4 separate regions of the Homo sapiens genome follow, and all the other regions are linked to region 1. Evidence: chromatin contacts called from ENCODE Hi-C or POLR2A ChIA-PET data. All regions are on one chromosome and are shown on one strand. Each heading gives the region's core, a stretch centred on a gene start or an enhancer-like site at or near the end of the contact. The rest is flanking DNA. Distances are from core to core; before and after follow the strand shown. Region 1 holds the start of INPP5B (inositol polyphosphate-5-phosphatase B). Region 2 holds the start of LOC105378649 (a long non-coding RNA gene). Region 3 holds the start of SNIP1 (Smad nuclear interacting protein 1). Region 4 has its middle 15 kb from the start of AIRIM.

Region 1 (6,959 bases), core at 2,091-4,590:
TCCCCCTTGCCCCCCCATCAAGGACAAAGATGAGCTGGGGGGCCCATAGGAGAGGATTCATACCACCCAGCCCCCTGTGGCACCTTCTTCCAGCGTAAAATCCCGCGAGACTGGCACTATCTGGTCCAGAGAGACATCGTCCCCGGTAATGGCCATCCTCCGGTGCGTATAGAGGAAGAGACTAAGGGCAGGAAGCAGAGGTGAGGATGGGGGCCCGCTGGCTGTCCCTCAGCCCTATCTTGGAGGTCTCGGGGTGCTCACACTCGCTCGTTGGTCCCTAACACTGTGCTGGTGGTGCCCTGGCTAGGCACACTCCTCATGCCATCTCTGTCTGTGGTGCCCATCAGAGACTGCAGTTTTATGGATGAGGTCATCAAACCAGAACTTTTCTCATCTGCAGGAGCCCCTGATTGTTAGTAAAACACAAACACATGTTTGATCTAACCATGGTGCATTCTAGCACTGTGTGTGACAGGAACAGTGCAACCTTAGCTACCCACTTCTCTCCCTGAACCTGTTTCCCATCTGTAAAACTGGGGTGATGGATCAGAAAATGTCTAAGGCCCCCTCCCTCCCAGCTCCTAGACCCTGAGTCACTTACCAGCTATGAGACCTTTGACAACTATTACTCTCTCTCTGCTTCTGTGTGGTATGTGGGTGTTACTAGACAACATTTATGGAGCACTTTCTTTTTTTTATTTATTATATTTTTTAAATTATTTGAAATAGAGATAGGGGTCTCACTATATTGCCCAGGCTGGTCTTGAACTCAAGCAGTCCTCCCAGCTCAGACTCCCAAAGTGTTGGGATTACAGGCATGAGCCACTGCACCCAGCCTTATTGAGCACTTTCTACACACCCCATGGTGTTCGTTTTTTTTTTCTTGTTTTTTTTTTTATAGAGACAGGGTCTTGCTGTGTTGCCCAGGCTGCAATCGTAGTTCACTGTAATCTCAAACTCCTCGGCTCATGTGATCCTCCCGCCTCAGCCTCCTGAGTAGCTGAGACTACAGGCATGCACCACAACACCCAGCTAATTTTCTTATTTTTTGTAGAGATGGAGCCGGGGAGCGGGAGGTGGGGCGGGGTAGGGGGGGCGGTCTCGCTATGTTGCCCAAGCTGGTCTCGAACTCCTAGGCTCAAGCAATCTTCCTGCCTCAGCCTCCCAAAGTGTTGGAATTACAAGCATGAGCTACTGCACCTGGCCTAACTCACTTTACTCTTTAATATGGACAAATCGAGGAGTAAAACAACTTGCTCAAGATCATGTGGTTCCACCAGGTGCGGTGGCTCATGCCTAAAATTCCAACACTTTGGGAGGCTGAAGTGGGAGAATGACCTGAGGCCAGGAGTTCCAGCATGCAGCTATGAGTGCACTACTGCACTCCAGCCTGGGTGACAGAAAGAGACCCCGTCTCTAAAAAAAAGATCATGTGAGGCTGGGCACGCTGGCTCATGCCTGTAATCCTAGCACTTTGGGAGGCCAAGGCAGGTGGATAACTTGAGGTCAGGACTTCAAGACCAGCCTGGCCAACGTGGTGAAACCCTGTCTTTACTAAAAATACAGAAATGAGCCAGGCATGGTGGCGGGCACCTCTGTAATACCAGCTCCTCAAGAGGCTGAAGCACGAGAATTGCTTGGACCTGGGACGCAGAGGTTGCAGTGAGCCAAGATCACCCCACTGCACTCCAGCCTGGGCAAAGACCAAGACTCCTTCTCAAAACAAACAAACAATAGATCATGTGGCTTGTTAGTAACAAAGCCTGGGTTTGAACCCAGGCATTTGGACCACGAGGCTCAAGATCTGGACTAGTATGTTAAACTGTCTCTTCTCAAGAAACTTCCTCCTTAGATCTTGAGGATTATGAGTTAGTACGTGTGCAGGGTTTAAAATATAGTGTTCAAAAAATATTAACTATCATTGTGATAATTATTCTAGGAGACTCAGACCCTGCCCTGGAGGGACAGTTGAAGTTCAGCTGGAGGGTGCAGTGATGAACAACCCCATGGCCCAGACAGGTGGGGACCAAGCCCCTCACTCACGCGTGTTCCTGGCCGCCGTGCTCCAGGCGGTAGCGCACGAGTCCCAGGAGGCGGCTCTGCCGGCTGTCCCCCTCACACAGCACACCTTGCACCGCCTGCGGCTCAGAGTCAAGGGAAGACAACCCAGAGGCGAGGCCTCTCCCCACCCAGGCTGTCCCACCTTCCCTCTGTTCCCCTGCCCCCCCAGATTCACTGTGTGGCCTTGGGTGAGCACTCAAACCATGTGCTGAACTAACAGACAAACAGGCTCTCTAAGCCTTCCTTATCTATGAAATGAGGATAATAATCCCCAACTTCATAGGGAGTTAGGAGGATAACTGCGTATTTAAAGCATTTGGCTGAGAGTCCAGGACTCAGTAAGTACTTAGTAAATACTGATTTCCTTCTCCCCTGATGGTTCAGAGGGGCAGGAGAGGGGATAGACACCTCGACACCTTCCATTCCTCTTCCCAAGGCCAGGGCAGGCTCAGGGCCGCAGTTAGCACAGGAAGGATATGATGACGCAGTATTCCCCCTCAGCCAGCGTCTCCTGGATTGCCACAGACTGGTCCATGCTGGCCCCTGCTGAGCGCACACACCCTGTGGGAGGGGAGATAGGAGCCCCGCTTTGGTCAACAAGTTACGCATGGGGTGGTGGAGCTGCCTCAGAGGGGTTGGGGGCAGGAGGGAGGGGCCTTTGCAGAGGGAGATGGTACCGGGGAGGCCTGATCCTCCTCCTCCTCCTCTTTGTCCTCCCTAGAATAGGCCTTTCAGTTTTTAGGGATAGGGGTCCAGTCCCTTTGCCCCGCTGGGATCTACAGTTTGCTATACTGCCTTTGTCTGGGAGGGCATCCAGTTGCTCTTGAGTGTGGTCTATCCTTGTTGGAAGTGGGGTACGTGGATTGGAGAAGGGGACCTAGTCCCTTTGCTCCTAGGACATGGCTCTTCCTCTCTTTTGGGGACAGTTTTTGTTCTGCTAGCGCCTCTCTGGGAGGTGTCAGTGGTGTGTCCATGTGGGGTTCAGGGAACATCCCCTTACTGTCATTCAGGAGGGTCCCATTCCTCTTTCCTTGGAGACAGGAAGTGTCCCATTGCTGCTTGCCCTTCACCCCCGCCCCAGCAGGCCCATTGCATCAGCTGCAGGCCGGGGGTTGGGGGGTGTCCCAGCCCTCAGCTTGCCCACTCCCTCCTGCCCAGCCCTGCCCTGGCTTTCCTGCTCTGCTCCCACCCACAGCTCCCTGACATTGTCACCTACCTCCTGAGCTGTCACCACAGGGCGCACGGGACTCCGCTGCCCCAGGTTCCGGGACAGTGACTACATTTCCCAACAGCCCCTGCGCCACATGGTGGTCAGTCAGCCTGCAAGTCCCAGCATGCCCGAGTCAATCGTGGGGTGGGGAGTCTCTCCATCCGTGTTAACCCCTTAGGCCCTGGGGTACACTGGGCTTCCTATACCAGAAAGGTTTTCTAATGATTGCCCTCACTCCCATCCCCAGCCCTCTAGGTCATGGGGCCAGAGCTTCCCACCCAGAAGGAAGATGGTCACATTTTATCTTAGGGGAAGAATATAATGCATTTTTATTTTCTCCTTAGTTCCATCCTCAGCTCTTCTCACTCCAGGGTAGACAACCCGGACCTCTACTGAAACTCTTCCCCTAAAATAACTACCTTCTCCTGGTTTAATGGAGGGAGAACCAGACTATGAAGAACCATTATGTCCATTTTCCAGGTGGAGAAACTGAGCCTTGGATAGGTTAAGCAGTTTGACATTAAGTCCTGCAGCTAGCAGGTGGCAACACTGGGACTCCACTGAAAGTCTGACTGCAACTCCTGGGCCATTTATACCGCTACACACTGCCCTATTTCCTCCCTTAGCCCCACCCAGCCCTCCTGCCACACAGGGCTGTTTGAGGCTACTGGGTGTGAACGCACTTTATAAAGGGTATGACACTGTTCCTGTCCGGCAACGTCCTTCCCCTGATCCGCCTGGCTTTGTGACCTTGGCCAAGACCTTTCTTCCCTTGGGACTCAATTTCCCCATCTAAGATAAGGAGGTTACCCAAGATGGACAAAAAGAGCCAGCACAGGGACTGGGCACAGTGGCTCATGTCTGTAATCCCGGCACTTTGGAAGGCCAAGGAGGGAGGATCGCTTGAGGCCAGGAGTTTGAGACCCCATCTCTAAAAAAAAATTTTTTTAAATTTAGCCGGGTATGGTGGTGCATGCCTGTAGTCCCAGCTACTTGGGAGGCTGAGGTGGGAGGATTGCTTGAGCCCAGGAGTTCAAGGCTGCAGTGAGCTGTGATTGCTCACCCAGCTCAGATAAGGAATGCTAGGATCATTCTCACTTGGCCTATTGGCTGTTTAATTAAGCTGTAAGCTCCCGTTGGACAGGACTATGCCTTTTCATCAACATACCAGCAGTTTCTGGCACACAGTTATCTATGGAGTTAGTGAATTACTTTCTGAACTATTTTAATAAATACACCTTCTCTCAAGCTTTGGCCCAAACTGAAGGAATGGGCCTTCAGTGCTGGGGAGGGGGTGACTGTTGTGACTTGTGAACAGTTTCCCTTCCTCTTTCCCCAAGTGAAGTGGCCATCCTAATGACCAGTTCAACTTTGCATATGTAAACCCCTTCCAGAAACAGTCGTTGCCTTCTTCTCAATCCATTTCTTTTCCTGGAAACATCCACAGCACAAATGGAGCTCAAGTTTATTTGAATTCAGTGTCTAAGTCATGTGGACGATGAGGGGAAAGGGGATTGACTCAGACCCTTAGGATCAAGGGGTGGGGTCACTGCAGGGAAGCAGAGGAACCCCAATTCCAGCCCTGCTCTAGTGTCAAAGCCTGGCGAGGAGGGTCTGGGCAAAGTAGATGGGGCTGTGTGCTTTTTATGATGAAGAAACTGTCCCTGCAGGATTTGGGGGTCCTCCCACTGGGTGGGGGTCAGGCAGGAGGTTTTCTGTTTTTCCAGACAAACCCTATCCTCTCCCTGAGATTAGGGCTGAGGGCCTGCCCCCTTGGGGGGTTCCATGGTCAGGCCTAGGCCCTAGAAGGGGAGAAGTGAGGAGCCTTAAGCCCAGAGCTGTGGGCTTGATAAAGGCCTTTTACTAAAGATGCAACTACAGGAATCAGAGCTGGAGGGGGACCTGAAGGCTTGTAGATCCTACAGGGTCTTCTTGACTGCTGCTCCCAGATTCTGCTGGGCCCAGCTAGGGGAGCAGGAATAGGAGCAGAGCAGAGTGGAGGAGAAGTAGCATAGCCACAGCCAGGGCCCAGTGCAGGGGGTTTCTGGTGGCCCCAGGAGCTGCCTGGTTGAAGTGAAGTTTCCCATCCAGCTGAAGGCAGCTGCCTGAGGTTGAGGCTTGACAGCACTCCTGGTAGCAGGGTGGGGCCACAGCCCCATGACACTGGGAGGTCCCTGCTTCACAGGCCTGGCTGCAGCCTGCAATGTAACCTGAGCTGGAGCATTTCAGCTGCAAGAAGAGGTGGGACCATTCATCTTCCCCTTGCCCCTCTTCCCCACTCAAAGGCAGAAAGTGTTAAGTGGGTCATGGGTTGAGCTCAACCTCCTTGGACCCCTAGCTTCCTGCCCACAAGATCAGTGAGTTCCTAGTGAACATACAGGGTGGTCAGAAAAAAAGGGGCACATCGTGGAGGTATGGAAAATTCCAGTTGCTGCCTTTGGTGTTGGCATCATGCAGAGCTGAGGGGGTCAAGCTTGCTAGACCCCACGGCTGCTCCCAGCAGGTCTAGCTCCAGCCAGATTCTACTGCTGAGCTACCCACTCCAGGTAGAAGGAGAAAGCCATGCAGCTCTGAGGGAGGAGAGCTCCCTAATTCTTGGAGCATCGCAGGGCTCACCTCACAGAAGTCCAAGCCCTCAGGGCACATGGCCACAGCTTTCGGCCCTTTGAAACAGTCACCACCTTGGCAGGAGAAAGTAGCACAGATTTTCTTCTGGAAGAGAAAGCAGGAGGAGGTTTGGGAGCTCTGTGCAGACTGAACAGGTGGTAAATGCTGGACAGAGGCAAGGCTGGAGCCCTATCATGCCTGTGTCACTGGCCCCATCCACCACACGCTGTCCATTCCTGCCTCCACTTCCTAGAGGAGGCAGGTGAGAATGAGACACATTTCCCTGGAGGGCTGGCAAGGTGGTGGTCACCAGGGGTGGAATGGAATGTAGCTTGTCCTCTGGGATCGTCGGGTGGGCTAGGCCTAGGAGCAGAGCAGGACTGCCTGGGGAAGTGCTGTGACACCTCTGTAAAGCCCTGACCCCCTGCCTTGCCCCCAGGGAGAGCATGATGTGTGTGGGCAGCTCACAACCTGACATCTCCCCCACCACGGCCTAGATGAGCACAGGTGCTTGCCCCAGGCCTCTTTGTAGCTTGTTGGGGAGGGGAGTGCTGGATGGGCTGGACTGGGGAATGGTGGGGATGTTAGGAGTGGGGAATCTGAGAGGGGGTGGGGCACCAAAGGTAGAAAGCTCAGACTTGGGGAGCTAATGAGGAAGGCAGAGTTTTTTTTTTTGTTTTTTTTTTTTGTGGTGAGGTGGAGTCTCTCTCTGTCGCCCAGGCTGGAGTGCAGTGGTGAGATCTTGGCTCAGTGCAAGCTCCGCCTCCCAGGTTCATGCCATTCTCCTGCCTCAGCCTACAGAGTAGCTGGGACTACAAGCGCCCAGCACCACCATGCCCGGCTAATTTTTTGTATTTTTAGTAGAGATGGGGTTTCACCATGTTAGCCAGGATGGTCTCGATCTCCTGACCTCATGATCCACCTGCCTTGGCCTGTCTCGATCTCCTGACCTCATGATCCACCCGCCTTGGCCTCCCAAAGTGCTGGGATTACAGGCATGAGCCACCATGCCTGGCCTAGGAAGACATTAAAGGTAAGGGTCAGGGCCGGGCGCCGTGACTCATGCCTGTTATCCCAGCAC
Region 2 (6,959 bases), core at 3,994-6,493, 410 kb before region 1:
AAGCATTTGTAATCAACTATAGACCAAGACCAAGATTGCTTTTCATGGAAGAGACTCTAACAAGTCTTTATTTTTTGAGATGGAGTTTCGCTCTTGTTGCCCAGGCTGGAGTGCAATGGCGTGATCTTGGCTCACCGCAACCTCTGCCTCCTGGGTTCAAGTGATTCTCCTGCCTCAGCCTCCCGAGTGGCTGGGATTACAGGCATGTGCCACCACACCCCGCTAATTTTGTATTTTTAGTAGAGACAGGGTTTCTCCATGTTGGTTAGGCTGGTCTCGAACTCCCAACCTCAGGTGATCCGCCCACCTAGGCCTCTCAAACTGCTGGGATTACATGCGTGGGCCACCGCGCCTAGCCTTTGTTTTTTGTTTGTTTGTTTTTTTGAGACGGAGTTTCACTCTTCTTGCCCAGGCTGGAGTGCAGTGGCATGATCTCAGCTCACTGCAACCTACGCCTCCCAGGTTCAAGCGATTCTCCTGCCTCAGCCTCCCAAGTAGCTGAGATTACAGGCACCCGCCACCATGACCAGCTAATTTTTGTATTTTTAGTAGACATAGGGTTTCACCAAATTGGCCAGGCTGGTCTCAAACTCCTAACCTCAGGTGATCCACCCACTTCAGCCTCCCAAAGTGCTGAGATTACAGGTGTGAGCCATAGGAGCCACAGCACCTGGCCTCTTTTTTTTTTTCTTTTCTTTTGAGACAGGCTCTTGCTTTGTCACCCAGGCCACAGTGCAATGACATTATCATGATTCACTGCAGCCTTGACCTCCTGGGTTCAGGCAATCCTCCTGCCTCAGCATCCCAAATAGCTGGAACCACAGATAAGGGCCACCATGCCCGGCTAATTTTTAAATTTTTTTGTAGAGATGGAGTCTCACTTTGTTGCCCAGGCTTGTTTTGAACTCCTGGCCTCAAGTGATCCTCTCACCTCAGCATCCCAAAGGTGAGATTATAGGCATGAGCCACCACACTCAGCCTACAAGTACTCTTGAACACAGAGTTCTGATAACTTTAAGATCAATGGACTAGGCCGGGCGCGGTGGCTCACGCCTGTAATCCCAGCACTTTGGGAGGCCGAGGTGAGCAGATCACAAGGTCAGGAGTTCAAGACCAGCCTGACCAACATGGTGAAACTCCATCTCTACTAAAAATACAAAAAAATTAGCCGGGCGTGTTGGAGCACACCTGTAATCCCAGTTACTTAGGAGGCTGAGGCAGGAGAATCACTTGAACCCGGGAGGCGGAGGTTGCATTGAGCCAAGATCACATCACTGCACTCTAGCCTGAGCGACAGAGCAAGATTCCGTCTCAAAAAAAAAAAGAAAAAGAAAAACAATGGACTAAACAAAAATTTCCAGAACACTAATAAGGAAATTGATGGGTTCATGTAATTGATTATCAAGATTCAAGCAAAACAAAAAATTAATTACAGGAAATAAAGTTATGAATGAAGATAGTGTTTTTATGGCTTTTATTTAAAACATTATAGGTTCTTTAAGTGTTTTCCAAATTTAAGGAATTTTTCTGTAAGCTATCTATAGTTTGCATTTGCTTTTCCTTCCTACTTGATTTCCCCAAATTTTGGAAACTAGTCATGAGTGTTCTTATTTTTATTTACACCAGTTCAATAAAAATCTGTACTCCCTGGATGACAGAAGAAAAAAAAATAATAAAATCTACTCTCTTTTTACAGGCAGGATACAGTTGGAAACATTGGTTATATTACTAAGGCTTTGACTGAAATGTTATATTTAAGAATATGCATACAATGCCTAGCTTCAAGAGTTCCTGGCCCTACACTAAGTGAGTCAAACTTGACATCTTTCAGCCAGGTGTGGTGGCTCATGCCTGTAATCCCAGCACTTTGGGAGGCCGAGGCGGGCGGATCACCTGAGGTCGGGAGTTCGAGACCAGCCTGGCCAACATGGTGAAACCCCATCTCTACTAAAAATACAAAAAGTAGCCAGGTGAGGTGGTGCGTGCCTGTAATCCTAGCTACTCGGGAGGCTGAAGCAGAAGAATCACTGGAACCTGGGAGGCGGAGGCTGCAGTGAGCCGAGACTGAGCCACTGCACTCCAGTCTGGGGGACAGAGTGAGACTCTGTCTCAAAAAAAACAAAAAAACAAACAACAACAACAACAACAAAAAGGACATCTTTCACATTTGTCCCTTTTGATCAAGATCTGGCAGATCCAAGAACCTTTAAACTGTAAGTATAGTCTAAAGTTTGCCTTGGTTTGGCTTCCTAGGCTCAAGAGCATCTTAAATCTGAGATTTGTATGTAATCAATGTAGAGAGAAAATGTTTTTGTTTTGGGATTTTTTTTTTTTGAGACAGAGTCTCACTCTGTCGCCTAGGCTGGACTACGGTTGTGCTATCACTGCTCACTGCAGCCAGGACTTCCTAGTCTCAGGGCGCTCCTCCTACCTTAGCTTCCTAAGTAGCTGGGACTACAGGTGCACGCCACCATGCCCAGCTAATTTTTTGTATTTTTAGCAGAGACGGGGTTTTGCCATGTTGCCCAGGCTGGTCTTAAGCTCCCGGGCTCAAGTGATTTGCCTGCCTTGGCCTCCCTAAGGGCTGGGATTACAGGCATGAGCCACTGCACCTAGCCAAAAGTTGTCTTCAAAAGAAAATCTATGACGTGTGGTGACTCACGCCTGTAATCCCAGCCTTTTGGGAGGCTGAGGTAGGAAGAAGACTAGGAGTTTGAGACCAGCCTGGGCAACATAGCAGAACCTTGTCTTTACAAATAATTTTAAAAATTAGGCCAGGTGCAGTGGCTCACACCTGTCATCTTAGCACTTTGGGAGGCTGCGGTGGGCGGATAACAAGGTCAGGAGATCGAGACCATCCTGGCTAACACGGTGGAACCCCGTCTCTACTAAAAATTCAAAAAATCAGCCAGGCATGGTGGCGGGCGCCTGTAGTCCCAGCTACTCAGGAGGCTGAGGCAGGAGAATGGCGTGAACCCAGGAGGCGGAGCTTGCAGTGAGCCGAGATCACGCCACTGCACTCCAGCCTGGGCGACAGAGCGAGACTCCATCTCAAAAAAAAAAAAAAAATTCCAGGGATGGTAGTGTGCTTATAGTCGCAGCTACACAGGAGGCTGAGGCAGGAGGATCACTTGAGCCCAAGAGTGTGAGGCTGCAGTGAACTATAATAGTGCCACTGTACTCTAGCATGGGCAACACAGTGAGACCCAATCTCTAAAAAAAATTGTTTAAGGTTTGGCACAGTGGTTCATGCCTATAATCCCAGCACTTTGGGAGGCTGAGGCAGGAGGATCACTTGAGCTTAGAAGTTCAAGACCAGCCTGGGCAACATAGTGAGAGACCTTGTCTCTACAGAAAAAAAAAAAAAAAAAAAGCCAGGCTGACAGTTGCAGCTGAGGTGGGAGGATTGTTTGAGCCCAAGAGGTCAAGGCTGCAATGAGCTGAGATCACACCACTGCACTCCAGCCTGGGTGACAGAGCAAGACCATGTCTAAAAACAAAAAAAAAAAAAGGAGGGGTGTGTGACCCACTTGTAATCCCAGCACTTTGGGAGGCTGAGGCAGGAGATCACTTAAGCCTAGGAGTTCAAGACCAGCCCTGTCAACACAGGGAGACCCCGTCTCTACAAAAACTTACAAAATTAGCCAGGCGTAGTGGTGTGTGCCTGTTGTCCCAGCTACTTGGGAGGCTGAGGTGCACAGATGACAAGCTCAGGAGATCGAGGCTGCAGTGAGTGGTGCTGTGCCACTGCACTCCAGCCTGGGTGACAAAGAGAGACCCTGTCTCAAAAACATAATAAATTGGCTGGGTGTGGTGGCTCACACTTGTAATCCCAGCACTTTGGGAGGCCGAGGCAGGCGGATCACGAGGTCAGGAGTTCGAGACCAGCCTAGCCAACATGGTGAAACCCTGTCTGTACTAAAAATACAAAAAATTAGCTGGGCGTGGTGGTGTGCACCTGTAATCCCAGCCACTCAGGAGGCTGAGGCACGAGAATCACTTGAACCCAGGAGGCAGAGGTTGCAGTGAGTGGGGATTGCACCACTGCACTCCAGCCTGGGTGACAAAGCAAAAAAAAAAAAAAAAAGAATGTGGCATCTAGAATCAGAGTGACTGGGTCTAAATTCCAGTCCTACCTACCACTGTGACCATAATGTCCCTGTGCCTCAGTTTTCTCATCTGCAAAATGGAACAACCGTTGAAGCCTGTCTTGTTGGGTTGTGAGGATTCAATGAGTTCATGAATGAAGTAGGACAAGTAAAATGCTTAGGACTGTGCCTGGTACATAGAAAGTGCTCAATATTGGCCAGTTTTATTATTGAAGTCTCAGTTTACATGTTCTTTGGCATCCCGTTACTGAATATTTTTCTATTTTTATGAACCAAGATGATGATTTCCAAGTAGCTCTAGCTGTGACTTGGTGAGGTGAGGATTTCCCTAAGCCACCCTCTACTGCAGAAAGTCCCACCTCCTGTGATTTCCTTGAACCCCCTAGTTATGAATTGGGCAGCCTAATGAATCAGTTGTCTTTTCCTTCCTTAACTCTCTGCTAAGCTCTGCAGGCAGGAACAATCCAGCAGGAAGATCACTGAGCCAGGACTGAGGTGATTTCTCATCCCAGGTTTACCACTGACGTGTCATGGGTCTTGAGGTAAACAACTTAATTTATAGGGTCTTATCCACAGTCCACTGCAGTCCTGCTAGTCCCTGGACTGCTCAGTCTGGCATGATGTCCTCCTTTACTACTGACTCCAAATCAAACTATTTTCTAAGGTATACCTCAACTGTCATCTCTTCCACAAGGTGCGGCCCATCTCCAAATTATTTGTTTTTCTTTTTTTTTAAAAGATGAGGTGTCACTATATCACCCAGGCTGGTCTTGAACTCCTGGGCTCAAGTGATCCTCCTGCCTCAGCCTCCCAAGTAGCTGGGACTACAGGCACATACCACCACACCTGGCTATTGCTCCCTTTCTAACTTAGCTGTAAACCAACTGCATAAACTTATGCAACTATTGCTGACTGGATTAATTCACTTTAGAGTAAATGTGAACAACTGTTTTTAGAATTGTTTCCCATTTGATAAATACACTGGAAATTTTACCCAAGAGACCAAATGAAGCTTTACATTCCAAAACTTTAATGTCAATTAAGCAGCCTTTTCACTTGATATAAACTCACATACCCAGGAACACTGTGGGCTCAGAACATTATTTCACAAGCAGGTATTGCTGGCACGTTGTTTGTGTCACGTTTAGATTCCGATTAAATGACATCATTTTGTTCCTCAGATCCTGACATACACAATGAAAGTATTTGAAAGTTACATAACCAGTTGCACTTAATGAGTCATCCTTTGTCAATATTAGAATGAGGGAACCAGGATATGACTAGGAAGAGACTCAAGGGGTAAAATCTGAAGATTCTGTCCCATACCTCTGCAGAATCATGGACCCCCACAGAGGACTTAGGGGAGGGGCTCAGAAGCAAAGGGCTGTTTTGAAAATAGTTTGATTTTGACACAATGATTTGCAGACAAGCCCAGCCACCGTGGAGAAAAGATAGAGAATGAAGAAGTTCCAAATGGCTAAGATGAACATGAACTTCTAAACAGAATGAAAGCTCTAGGATTATGTCCACTTTAAGAAGTCTGCTGGTGATATCTGGCTTTAGAGGCAGGTAATGTCTTTTGACACCCTTTCTTCAAAGAAAGGGGTAAGGGAAAACAAGACCAAAAAAAAAAAAAAACACCTTCTCAGGCCAGGCCTGGTGGCTAACACCTGTAATCCCAGCACTTTGGGAGGCTGAGAGGGGCGGATCACAAGGTCAGGAGTTCGAGACCAGCCTGGCCAATATGGTGAAACCCCATCTCTACTAAAAAAAAATAAAAAATAAAAATTATATATATAAATTAGCCAGGCTTGGTGACAGGTGCCTGTAGTCCCAGCTACTTGGGAGGCTGAGGCAGGAGAATCGCTTGAAACTGGGAGGCGGAGGTTGCAGTGAGCCAAGATGGTGCCACTGCACTCCAGCCTGGGCGACAGAGTGAGACGCCATCTCAAAACAAACAAACCAACAAAAAAACCCACCTTCTCAGATATGTGGCATAAAGAATTTCTTAATCCAGGACGTTATTCCTCTACTAAAATAAAAACTGACTAAACAATTAGGACTTCTTACTGAAAAATGTAGGCAAAGTGGTCATCTATCACAGTGCCCACCAGGATGAAGTTTGTAGCAAAACTCAAGGCTACCACAAAGTAGTGCTACTGCAGCACAGACTGAACAAGGAGATCCTAGAGTAAGATACCAGATTAGTGCTTAAACCCTCAAGAGAAAACCGTCAGTCTGGATCAAGAGAAAAGTTCATCCAAACAAACCTACTTTTCAGACAAGCACATATATATGATCTATGGCACATACCAAAATGAAGAAAATAGCAGTTACAGTGGCCAATGTAGAACACATTCTTCAACTTACCTTTTTTTTTTTTTTCTGAGACAGAGTCTCGCTGTCACCCAGGCTGGAGTGCAGTGGCACAATCTCAGCTCGCTGCAACCTCCACCTCCCGGGTTCAAGCGATTCTCCTGCCTCAGCCTCCCGAGTAGCTGGGATTAAAACAGGCATGTGCCACCACGCCCAGCTAATTTTTGTATTTTTAGTAGAGATGGGGTTTCACCATGTTGGCCAGGTTGGTCTTGAACTCCTGACCTCAGATGATCTGCCCACCTCAGCCTCCGAAAGTGTTGGGATTACAGGCATGAGCCACTGTGCCCATGCCCGGCCCAACTTACGTTTCATCTAATGACCTTATTAAGTGTTCACTTTTCAAAGGATCTTTTAACTTCTTCTGAATGAACATTAGTCAGCTGCCCCTCCCACTAGCCAATCTTTAGCCCTGAGCACACATGGGTATAAAAACAATGGAAAACAATCAAATTTAATAGTATCCTAAGTCTC
Region 3 (5,074 bases), core at 1,469-3,968, 390 kb before region 1:
TATGGCTGAGAAAAGACAACAGGACAGAAGAAAGATCATTTGAGGATATAGCAAAGAGGTAGCCATCTGCAATCCAAGGACAGAGGATTTTTTTTCAGGAGATTCCAAACCTGCTAACACCCTAATTTTTGACTTTTAGCCCCATAACTACAAGAAAATGAATTTCTGTTGTTTAAGCCACCTACTCTATGGTATTTCATTATGGTGGCCCTAGGTAAACTAATACAGCCACTCTGGAAAACAGTCTGGCAATTTCTTAAAAGAATTAAACCTGCAACTACCGTACAATCCAGCAATTGTACTCCTGAGCATTTATCCCAGAGAAATGAACTCTTAACGTTCACATAAAAACCTGTACACAAATGTCTATATAGCAGCTTTATGTGTAATAGCCAAAAAATGGAAACAACCCAGATGTTCTTTAATGAGTAAGTGGCTAAATCCATGCCATTTGGATACCACTCAGCAATGAAATGGAACAAACTACTGAGAGATGCAACCTGAATCAATCTCCAAAGGATTCTGCTGAGTGAGAAAAGACAATCCTAAAGGTTACATACTGTATGATTCCATTTACATAACATTCTTGAAATGACAAAATTATAGAAATGAAGAACAGATTAGAAGTTGACAGAAGTTAAGGAAGGATAAAAGTGGGAGATAAGTGGGTTTGGCTACAAAAGGACAACACGAGGTATTCCTTGCGGTGAAGGAAATGTTATCTTGACTATATCGATGTCAATATTCTGATGATGATATTGTACCACAGTTCTGTTATGAATAGATGTTACCACTGGGAGAAACCAGGAAGAGTATATCTCCCTGAATTATTTCTGACAACTGCATGTGAACCAATAATAATCTCAAAATAAAAAGTTTAATTTAAGCAAACAAGCAGAAAAAATAAATACAGCCAGTTTTCAGAAAAGCCCATCGGAGGTACAAGTAGAGATGTAGGCGAGCGTACGTGCACATGTGTGCACACACACAACACACACACACATTCCTCTTTAGCTGTGATAGGAAAAGGCTCTCAATTTGGACCCATCAAAACACCCCAATCCACTTACCTGCTTCACTTTGACTGTTGAGTGGTGAGGACTTCGGTTTCTCTTACTGCGAGGAGACTTGCTTCTTCTCCCTGAGGCCTTGTTTTTCTTTTTGGGTGGGGACCTATTCAGAGCATGGTACACAGGATTTTATCGCAATTTCCCTTCCCCCATAAAAATTAGCTTCCAGTATCAGGCTTACCTACTAACACAAACACCGCATTTGTGAAGGTCTCTGCCGGTCACATTAAAGGAGTCACGAGGTTCACTTTCCTAGCCCTAACATCTCCCTTGCATTCCATACTCACATAGACAACTGTCTACTGAACCTTCTCACTTAGGTAACATAACTCTTAATTCCCAACCCTTCAAAAACCTTTCCTCTCCTACTCCTTGCCATCTCGCTGATTGGCATCACCATCCGTAAGTCACCCTTGACTCTTTATCCTTCACTACCAACACCCCTACCATCAATAACAATCCCTCCATCCTGTGGTTCTACTTCCTCCCTGTGCCATCTCATTCCTACCACCCACCTTCTTGACCACTATAATCCACCGACACTGGCTTTTTCCCATTTCAATCATAATTCATTCTACTTCAGGTTCTTTGCAGATGTTGTTTCCTCTGCCTGGATCTTTAAGAGGTTGGATCATTCTTATCAGTCAGGTCTGGGCTCAAATGGCACCTCTTTAGAGAGTCCTCCTCCCTCTTCTCTCCAATCTCTCACTATCACATTACTGTTTTAATCTATCAATAATACTTGTTACTAACTGAAACTATTTTGTTTATTTTTTTATCATGTCTCAGGGTTAGAGCATAGCCAATTTGGCATCGGTGAAGATCATCTAACTGAATCACCCTTGCAGCCCCAATACCTAGGGCAGTCTTTAACACTTAATAGGCACTCAGTAAAACTATGGTGAATGAATGCATAAATAAATGAGTCTAGCAAGAAGTAACTTTTTTTTTTTCCCCAGTTTCTGTTAGGTAGCTCGCTTAGACCTCGATGTGAAAACCTTTCTGGCAGGTAACCGGAAAGACAACGCCCACACTCCATTTGTGGGAGGGATGGGGAAAATCTCAATCCAATTTAACAGATTATCAGTGCTATCTGTTGGGCCACACTCTTCGAAGTGCTAGGAACACAAGAATGAAGGAGTGGGATCCTGCCGGTTAGTCATTAGGCGTTGAACACCGAGCTATAATGCAAGTGACAGAGCAAGCATAACACAAGCACGACTGGATCACTCTCAACAGCCCCTCAGGATTAAGTCCGGGCTGCTGCGCCCACCATTCAAAACCTGTTTCGGACGCTAGCCCTGCCCGCCTTTCTGAATGAGCCCAACCCAATGTCCATCCTGGACTGCTCCCCCACTTACCGGCTAACTCCTCGGGCTCGGTTCCCGCGGTGGCCCGAGCGGGCCGGCTCGCTGGTCGGCGGAGACGGGCTACCACCGGAGTGGTCCGGACGGCGGTGGGCGGGAGGTGCGACTTCTGGGCTGAGACGCTCCTGCTTCACCACCACCCCCGCCGGCAGCACCACGTCCCCGTCCCGGTGTCTTCGCCGGCTCCCTCGCTCCCGTTCGCTCTTCACCGCCTTCATTCTGTGATTTTGGCTGGGCGAAAGAAAACAGATCAGTTGAGCTCCTCTAGCTGGAGGAAATGACGAGTTTAACTCCTGGACTTCCGCTTCCGGGGTGCCCAGGCTCCCAGAAATCCTCGCGGCAAAGGTTAAACACGTGACTACTCCCTAGTGGGTGTGGCCGCAGCGACAGGCTTGGGTGGCGGGAGTTTCAAGTTTCAAAAACAAACTTCTGGCTGGGAGTGGTGGCTCACGCCTGTAATCCCAGAACTTTGGGAGGCCGAGGCTGACGGATCACTGAGGTCAGGAGTTAGAGAACAGCCTGGCCAACATGGCAAAACCCCGTCTCTACTAAAAATACAAAAATTAGCCGGGTGTGGTGGCGCGCACCTGCAATCCCAGTTACTCGGGAGGCTGAGGCAAATGAATCACTTGAACTGGAGGCGCAGGTTGCAGTGAGCAGGGATCTCACCACTGCACTCCAGCCTGGGCAACAGAGCGAGATGTCTCAAAAACAAACAACAACAAAAACTGGGAAAAAGCAAACCTCTCAAGGCTGTTTGTTGCCACATTATTAGTAATTACAAAACGTGGAAACAATGTAAATACCAGCAGTAGGGAAGTTAGCCAAATTAATGGGTGTTATGTGGCCATTAGTAAACCATTTACAAACTTTAAAAACCCTGACTTGTTAACGATAAAGCAGGATACAAAATTGTGTGCAAACTATAATTACATTTACATTTGGAAATAGAAGGGAGGAAGAAATGGAAATGCAATCAGAGATGATAACCCATGGGCAAATCATTAGCTTTTCAAATCATTAGCTTTTCCTCTTCTATTTCCTGAACTTTCTGCAATGCTGTTGGGGCTCAGAAACCAAAACCCCAAAATACGGCTCACTGACAAGCTGAACTGAAGAAGCCTCAATGTTCCTTTCCAGTGCCCATCATCTCTCCCAAAGCACAGGTCTTTATCTGCCTAAGATCCAGACTACCAAAAGGAATAATTGTTTCTTTCTTCTCCACCCAAGAATGTAATCACACCTGACCAGAGACCCTTATACTGTCAAAAGTAGCTATTTACAGCCGAGCACGGTGGCTGCAGCCTGTAATTCCGGCGCTTTGGGAGGCCAAGGCAGGAAAATCGCTTGAAGCCAGGAGTTTGAGACCAAACTGCCTAACATAGCAAGACTGTCTCTACAAAAAAATTAAATTTGGCAGGGGCTAGTGGCTCGTGCCTGTGGTCCCAGCAGAGACAGGAGGATCGCTTGAGCCCAGGAGTTGGAGGCTGCAGTGAGCCGTGATGGCACCACTGCACTCCAGCCAGGGCTACAGAGTGAGACCCTGTCTTCAAAAAAACCAAACCAAAACAAAAAAAAAAACACAAAAAACTATTTACAAATTTATCTCTGTTCCCTTATTCATTCATTCTGCCTAGTAATCCCTGAACAGAATTCCTCCTTCTCCCACCCTCACAAACCTGTTTTACCAGGAGGGTATATAAGCTTCTGAACCCTTTTCGGGGTGGGTAATCATACTGTGATTCTCCCCGTGTATACATTTTAAATACATTTGTATGCCTTTTCTCCAATTAATCTGCCTTTTGTGAATTGATTTTTGAGCGAATCTTCAGGGGGCAAAGGGGAGGTTTCCCATTGGCTCCTACTTTGTCATTTCTCCATTTAATTAGAAAAATACTTCAGGCTGGGCGCGGTGGCTCACGCCTGTAATCCCAGCACTTTGGGAGGCCGAGGCAGGCGGACCACGAGGTCAGGAGTTCGAGACCAGCCTGGCCAACGTGGTGAAACCCCGTCTCTACTAAAAATACAAAATTTAGCCGGGCATGGGGGCACGCGCCTGTAGTCCCAGCTACTCAGAAGGCTGAAGCAGGAGAATCGTTTGAACCCGGGAGGCGGAGGTTGCAGTGAGCCGAGATCACGCCACTGCACTTCAGCCTGGGCAACAGAGAGAGACTCCGTCTCAATTTAAAAATCAAAACAAGCCCTTTCTTGCGGTGACGACCTACCCACGAGAACATGCCTCTCGCAAAGGATCTCCTTCATCCCTCCCCAGAAGAGGAGAAGAGGAAACACAAGAAGAAACGCCTGGTGCAGAGCCCCAATTCCTACTTCATGGATGTGAAATGCCCAGGATGCTATAAAATCACCACAGTCTTTAGCCATGCACAAACGGCAGTTTTGTGTGTTGGCTGCTCCACTGTCCTCTGCCAGCCTACAGGAGGAAAAGTAAGGCTTACAGAAGGATGTTCCTTCAGGAGGAAGCAGCACTAAAAGCACTCTGAATCAAGATGAGTGGGAAACAATCTCAATGAACACATTTTGGGAACAACTACAACAACAAAAAAAACCTTCAAAAAACCTAGGAACTCCAGATGACTTCCTTTGGGAATTGTCCCTTAACCCTTCATGAGAAGTCAG
Region 4 (6,959 bases), core at 2,985-5,484, 270 kb before region 1:
GGCTTGCATGGTCTTTATAGAACTTATTACCATCTGAAATTGTTTTCTTGTTAATTTATTTTGTTCCTCCCCACTAGAATGCAAGCTCCATGAGGACAAAACCCAGATTCTTTTGTTCACCTTGGAACCCAACATAGTGCCTGACACACAGTGTCAAAGATCTTTAAATGAATGAATTGTATCAAAGCAGCTGTTCTCAGCCATTGCTCTCTATTAGAATCACTTGTGAGGGAGGGAGGGGATTTTTAAATTCCTGCATCCCAGCCAATTAAACCAGAGCCAATTAAACCAGAATCTCAGGGGGTGAACCTGAGTCTACCCAGTCATCAGTGTTTTATAAAGTTCTCCAAATGATTTCAATGCGTAGCCGAGAAAAGAACCACTGGTCTAGATTCTTAAATCCTCACTGATGGAGAGACTGTTTATTCCTCACTGGACCAGAGTTACACAGGATATAAATAAGGACAACTCTGTCTTGCTGGACCAGGCAGCCAGGCCCAAGGGCAACTGGACGGAGGAAGCTATTCAGCTCTCTGTGGGTGAGAACTACCCTCCTTGGTCCCAGGCTGTGGATCAAAGAGATGGGATGGGCCGCTTGCACAGATGGCACTGGTTATTCTCTCAAACACGTCTGCACGGCTTGCCGCACTGGGAGCATTTTCCCCCTTGCTGTGATGCAGGATTCTGGAGCTTTGGAGACTTGCAGGGAACAATGATGATTTCAGTGGACAGAGATAGAAATGATGCAGGTCCCCAGACTCCCCTAGGCAAGGAGGAGGCTCACGTTGCTGGCCTGGGCGCTGAAGTGTAGCCAGGAATTGACACACCTGTGCTCCCACCTGGGCAATGCTTCCTGCACTAAGCGATCACCAGAACTCCCCAGAAAGTCTGGAGTCAGCCACCGTCCAACCCAAAGCAGCTCTTAAGGCTAAGATACCTAGTGGGAATTCCTGATTCCAAGCAAAAGAAGAAAATTCACCCAGCACTGTGCCAGGTGCTTTTCACACATGGGTTCATTTCATCACAGTGGTTCTGAGAGGGGAATAATGGTGTCCATTGCACAGGAGAAGAAACTGAGGCACAGAGACGGTAGGTGATTTGCCTAGAGTCCTATCAGAGTTAAAATCTCAGATTGGCTATGTGACCTTTGAGAAGTCATTTGACCCCCACACCCCCCAAAGCAGCATCCTTGTCTGTAAAACAGGGGAAATAGCACCTGCCTCACAGGGTTGTTTAATGGATGTGAAAGCGTTAGGAGTAAGCATGAAGTTGAGAAACTTCCAGAAGTGGCAATTATAGTGTTATTCTTATTGGCTCCCAAATCCTTTTGCTTCTCAGAGGAAAATCGCTTCCATTTCTATGATATGGTTTCAAGTTTAAAACAACAACAACAACAACAAAACAAAAAACAGGGTCTTGCTCTATCACTCAAGCTGGAGTGCAGTGGTGCAATCATGGCTCACTGCAGCCTTGACCTCCCAGGCTCAAGTGATCCTCCCACCTCAGCCTCCCAAGTAGCTGGGACTACAGGTGTACGCCACCACACCCAGCTTATTTTTTATTTTTATTTTTTGTAGAGACAGGGTCTTGATATGTTGCCCAGGTTGGTCTTGAACTCCTGGGCTCAAGCAATCCTCCCGCCTCAGCCTCCCAAAGTGCTAGGATTACAGATGTGAGCCACTGCGCCCAGCTCTGATTTCAAGCTCTTTTACGTGCATTAGCCCATTTCATTTTTGCAGCAGCTGTATGTTGAAACCTTTGCCTACCCGCCCTCTTTGTTTGATGAAGACCCTGGGGTCTAGAGAGGTCAAGTCACACGCTCAGGTCCCACCGGAGTGGCACAGCTGAGTCAGGAACTCTGATGTCCCGACTCCCTGCCCAGGACCTTCACCACACAGCAGCAGCCACAGAGGGCTGTGGCTTACCTTGGCCTCAAGGAGAGGTTACACCCTGGGTTCTCTGGGAAGGAGGGAGGCGGGGAAGCCTGAGGTGGGAGGGGATGCTGAGAGGAGGGTGGAGCCGTGTCCTTGATGTGGTGGCTGGGCCTCCGTCAGGGCTGTCGCCACAGTCCCAGGGTTTGGCTCGAACAGTAACCACCATTTCCGCCAGTGTGGCAATGCCGGGTGGATCTAGGTCCGCCAGCCTTGCCAGGGAACCCAAGCCAGGCGGTCTGGGAAAGGGAGGATGCTCTGCCCAGCCTGGCCTGTGGGTCTTTGCTGCTGGGATGGGGTCATCTTCTGCCTTGTTTCACTTCCATCAGCCAGCCTAGCTCTTAGGTGGCCAGTGACTACACCCTCAGCCCAGCTGGCACCTGACAGAGGAGGAAATGGGCCTCAATCCCAAGTCCTCCTCCAGGGGGAGGATAAAACCTATAATTAATTAAGAACCTACTGGGTGCTGGGCTTCATCCTCTGTGGTTTGAATGAATTAGTTCATTTCATTTTCAAAATAGCTCAGTGAGTCGGGTCTTCTTATACTCATCTTACAGGTAAGAGCGGCAAAACACAAGGCCCACATCCTAGGTGGGTGGAGACAGGATTTTGCCGAAGCTCACAATCTTTCTAGGATACCGCAGCTTTACAGGAGGCCATGGCTATCAGCAGCCAGCCAGCTCTGTCAGAGACCACTGCCACCCCTTGCACCATCCCACTGGGTAGAGCAGAGCCCACCTTCTCCACGCCATGCAGCTGCAAAGGCCCCTGCACCATTTCTACCACTTGGGTCAATTCCCAAATGGGGCTGAGCCCCTTGCTGAGCTGGTAGGGATATAAGAATGGATAAGAAAAAAATAAAATCCTGCAGGAGCTGGATTTAAATTTAAAAAAAAATAGGCCGAGTGTGGTGGCTCACGCCTATAATTCCAGAGCTTTGAGAGGCCAAGGTAGGCAGATTTCTTTTATTTATTTATTTAGTTAGTTATGAGATGGAGCCTCACTATGTTGCCCTGCCTGGTCTCAAACTCCTGGGCTTAAGCGATCTGCCCGCCTCGGTCTCTCAAAGTGCTGGGATTACAGATGTGAGCCAAAGCACCAAGCCCAGCTCAGGTGGATCTCCTGAGCCCAGGAGTTCAAGACCAGCCTGGACAACATGGTGAAACCCTGACTCTACATTTTTTAAAAAAATTAAAAATTAAGTGTTAAAGGGAAGTACAAGTACTGTGCTGAGAAAGGAAGGGTTATTTTCATCTAGGGGTGTAAGAAGAGATAACAAAAAGGAGATGGTGTCTGAGTGGGGCTTGGAAAAATAAGAAAGTGGGTCTCTTTCCCGTAGCAGGAAACAATGTCTTGCCTTTGAGGTGGAGGTGGCAGTTAGGGGATGTTTTCTCTAGCAAAGACCCCAGCTCCTCCATAAGAGCAGGCAGCTTCTTCCAGGCAGAGTGCATTGACTAGAAATCTTTTCTGGAAAATGATAAGAAGGGGCCAGGAGCAGCTGCAGATGACTTAGGGAGTTGGGACTGACAGGCACCTCTTTAGGGCCTGTGGAGATACTGTCACGTAATAGGGATTGCCTGTAGCCAGAAGAGTGGATAACAGGGAGCCTTTGGGAGGGGGACAAGGCCAGAGGCCTCAATGACGGGTAACTAACCTGCTCTGCAAAGGCTCAAACTTCAACTTGGAGAAGAAAGGGTCTGTCCACAGTGCTGGGGCAGCTACAAGCAGTAGGACCAGAGAGAAGCTGGGCAGAACTGGCAACATAATTTGCAGGGCCCAGTGCCAAAGGAAAATCATTCGAAAACTGTTTAGAATTTCGAGAGTGACAGCAGAGCATGAAACCAACCTTGGGAACCCTTGTAAGTGTGGGTCACAGGCACATGAAGCCAGCCCTGAAGTGTGGGCTAGGGAAAGCAAGCAGGGGATAAGGCCACAGGAAGGGCAGCCACAGGAGCCTTCTGACCTAATGGTCTGATCAAAATGAAGAGAACCCATAAACACAGGTGGGTAATCCTGAGACACAGCCAGGGCCACACTCAACCATTCCTAGTTGCACCACTGAGGCCTTTGTAGCTCTCCCAATGACCCAGTCCACCCCAGCCAAACAGCATTCTCCAAGAGTCCAGGTCTCGCCCTATTTGGAGGACAGAGGGCATTTAAATTTCATCTCTCTGTGTTGGGGGAGCTCTAAATGCTGGGAAAAGATGTCATGCCTGGAGACCATCTGGGGAAAAGGCCTCCGGAGCTGTTTCTTTAATTTACAGAACTGACAACTGAGGGTAGGGGCCTTTGGCAAGTACAAAGGGTGATGGCCCAGAAAAGAATCAAAGTATTAATAACGGGCTCGGCTGGCACTGGCCTCCTGTCCCCCGCCCTGGGGTTCATGTGGCAGGGAAGCCTGATGTCTCTGTTTCAACAGTGGGATCAAAACTGGCTTTCAGAGCAACATAAGCCAGGGGTAATTTTTAGCACAGACGTAACTTTCTAGTTCCTTTTTCCTACCCCTCATTTTTCGGTTGCCTTTAAAGAGGCCGCAGAGAACTGAAAAACAAATCCAAGTTTAAAGAGACAAGTGCAAAAATGCAAACTGGGCAAGGGGACAGAGCCGCCAGCTGGACAAAATGTGCCTGGAAAACAGCATCCTCTGCTTGGCAGGTGCCAGGAATTTATGGTTGAGTTTTGCAGACGTTTCATCACATTACAAGCCAGCTCAGGAGACCCTCATAAAACTCTGCTTATATGAAAGAACAAACTAGCTGATAAAAGTCAGCTGTTGCCTATAAACGCACTGTGGGAATTGCAATTGAGTAGCGGATTTATTAGTCTGGGCTCTCTGTGCAAATTAAGAACTGCTCCACACGTTTCAATCAGAAGAGATGAGCCAGAGCAGAAAGGGTTGCTCCCCGCTCACATGATGGCCAGCAGGCCAGGCTGACCCCCACCCCCATCACTTACTCTACTAGAGACCAGAGGGAAGACTCTCACTGAAATTAAGTCACAGAGGAGCTAGTCTCACATTCCCCTATCTCGCCTCCCACAAAAACCCACAAAAACAATCAGTCACTCTCTCCATCCACTGCATTCCCCACACATCCTTCACAATAGCACTTCTCACGAAGAGCTTGCAGATCTGCCTGGCCTACTAAATCATGGACTTCTTTGATTTACCTCTGTATTGCTAATGATGAGTTCTGTGCTGGGCACACTGGGAGGCCTCAGAATGAATGGATATGGATGCGACAGACTCTAAAGCCCCATATACATAAGTTATGACTATCCCACCCCAAACAGCATGGAGGGGCCAGGGGAGCAATGCCGAGGTACCCATTGGACTTGAGGACTGGCAACAAAAAGGGGAAAAGAGGTGCAGTGAGGGAGTTATGAAGGCGTTTCTTCCCCAGAGAAGTGCGGTCTTTGTGGCTAGTCTACCCAGCCATCAATCTCTGTGCTAACTGCTGCCTTTTCTCAGGATGAAGGCTCTTTCTTAAGGAATGACTCTGCAACTGAACTAAGGGTACTTATTAAGGATGCAGATATCTAGCCCCTCCCCACACATACTAGACCAGAATCTCTGGGCTGGGGCCCTACAGTCTCGGAAAAATGACTTTGCTCTACGTGGAAACCAAGAAGGAGCCTTCCAGGAAGGATGGGGAGGAGGACAGTGCCTGGAAGGGGTACCCCTGTCATTCCTTCAGAATCACTGGCTTTCTCCTACCAGGCCCTGGCATCAAAGGCAAAAGTGTAGGACTCTGGTAGACCACGCCAGGATTTGCTCCAACCCTCTTGGCTATGGGGTCAGAAGGAAGGGTAACTGGCAAGGTTGCGGCTGTCCTGGAAGAGGCTTGGATACTTCATGTGCCACGGCCAAGTTGGATGGAGGTAGCTCTGCACTGCAGGATCCATGTCCTGTGCAGGGCTGGGTATCAGAAAACCTCACCCTTGTTACAGCTGAGTAGATGTTAGGCATGCTCTTGCCTTCTGTGGCAGAAAGGCAACAGTGATGTGGGGGAAAGCACCTTTCACCGGAACCAAGCAAGCCCTGGTGCAAATTCTGGCAACATTACTGACAAGCTGTGGGCATTTAGAAAGCTTACCAGGTCTCTGTCTCGGTCTCCTCATCTACCTAATGGAAGTAAGCATACTTGTTTCAATTCTCGTTGAGGGTTTAGAAAGATATTAAAGAGCCTAGCACAGAGCTATACACTTAGTGAGTGACTAATAAAGCTTAAGTGAATTTCAATCCCTTAAATGCTCACAAATGTACCCAAAGCCCTCACTATCTCCTCTCGCTTAAACCTTACAACCCTGTAAGGACATATCATCACTTCCACTATACAGATGAGGAAATAGACTTAGAGGAAATTACTTGCCCAAGATCACACAGCTGGCTAAAGGCTGAGCCTGAGACTTGAACCCAGGTCTAGGTTCCTTCCTTCCCCTCATCCCCAAACCTGCTCCCTGAAATGTGCACTCTTCCTCCCTTCTCATAGGGAAATGGAATTATAAATGATCCAGTGTTTGAGCAGGTTGGGAAGGTACCTGGCTTCTCGTCCCAATTAAAGTCTGGTGTAATACAGTCCCCATAAAGCCCAGGCTCTCCTTGGGCAAGCAGGAGACCTTCTCTTTAGGGCCCAGGCACCCCAGCACCTTGAGACAACACTTACTCTGAGAGAAGAATCTGAAGGTCAGTTTCTAGATGTGGATGGGGAGGGACAGGATAGAGGGAAACCAAAATTCTTCATTTCATCCCAAGACTGTCTTACACTGACAGAGAAAGGGGTTCTGACCCAGCTGAGGGAAAACAGAACAGAACTCACATTGGTGTCTTCATCCATAAGCCAGTGGCATACATAAAGGAGGAGCACCAGAAGTATTCCCAGTGTGGTGACTCTCCCTGAATTCGTTTATCAATTTAGTGATTCTAGTAAAAAATACTGACAATTTATTTTTTGTTGTTGGAAGGTGATGGGGTTAGCTAAATGGAAAATTCCAGGTGGTGGAGGGGAGGCCTAATGAACAAGAGTGGGA

The links. A loop is a pair of places that touch in the nucleus more often than their neighbours do. ChIA-PET counts read pairs that join two places held with the same protein, here RNA polymerase II (POLR2A). Pooled maps may share reads with other maps.
Region 2: POLR2A ChIA-PET joins it to region 1 with 12 read pairs in activated T-cell. The contact joins the enhancer-like site here to the promoter of INPP5B in region 1. POLR2A ChIA-PET finds 5 or more read pairs at or near these places in 4 of 52 experiments (B cell, GM10248, activated B cell and 1 more).
Region 3: a loop to region 1 is called in a pooled map, with 14 times the contacts of the local background. The contact joins the promoter of SNIP1 here to the promoter of INPP5B in region 1. A Hi-C loop is called at or near these places in 9 of 50 pooled maps. POLR2A ChIA-PET finds 5 or more read pairs at or near these places in 3 of 52 experiments (GM10248, Panc1 and activated B cell).
Region 4: a pooled map shows a loop between it and region 1 (2.6-fold over the local background). The contact joins the enhancer-like site here to the promoter of INPP5B in region 1. A Hi-C loop is called at or near these places in 1 of 168 maps with a recorded cell type or tissue (CD4-positive, alpha-beta T cell) and 1 of 50 pooled maps. POLR2A ChIA-PET finds 5 or more read pairs at or near these places in 1 of 52 experiments (BJ).

The regions. Positions count from the first base shown.
Region 1 is chr1:37,943,713-37,950,671 of GRCh38, forward strand. INPP5B (inositol polyphosphate-5-phosphatase B) reads right to left here and starts at 3,341. Exons shown (of 24, transcript NM_005540.3): 1 at 3,278-3,341; 2 at 2,540-2,622; 3 at 2,044-2,138; 4 at 84-181. The coding sequence starts at 2,596. LOC105378651 (a long non-coding RNA gene) reads left to right here. Exons shown (of 5, transcript XR_001737983.3): 4 at 23-200; 5 at 1,567-1,915. RefSeq lists enhancers at 3,163-3,692, 3,270-3,509, 4,899-5,572.
Region 2 is chr1:37,529,333-37,536,291 of GRCh38, forward strand. It overlaps SNIP1 (Smad nuclear interacting protein 1), which reads right to left. Exons shown (of 4, transcript NM_024700.4): 4 at 5,117-6,959. LOC105378649 (a long non-coding RNA gene) reads left to right here and starts at 1,691. Exons shown (of 3, transcript XR_947190.3): 1 at 1,691-2,213; 2 at 4,555-4,651. RefSeq lists an enhancer at 4,334-5,533. Within about 2 kb of position 5,244, at least 11 of the 41 ENCODE cell types and tissues checked have a DNase peak (open chromatin) inside an H3K27ac peak, as active enhancers do.
Region 3 is chr1:37,551,575-37,556,648 of GRCh38, forward strand. It overlaps SNIP1 (Smad nuclear interacting protein 1), which reads right to left and starts at 2,719. Exons shown (of 4, transcript NM_024700.4): 1 at 2,432-2,719; 2 at 1,071-1,173. The coding sequence starts at 2,655. It also overlaps the pseudogene RPS27P9. RefSeq lists a silencer at 2,442-2,501 and an enhancer at 3,973-4,943.
Region 4 is chr1:37,672,062-37,679,020 of GRCh38, forward strand. No RefSeq gene overlaps it. Among named protein-coding and RNA genes, the nearest start is that of AIRIM, 15 kb to the right of the region's middle. Within about 2 kb of position 4,235, at least 5 of the 41 ENCODE cell types and tissues checked have a DNase peak (open chromatin) inside an H3K27ac peak, as active enhancers do.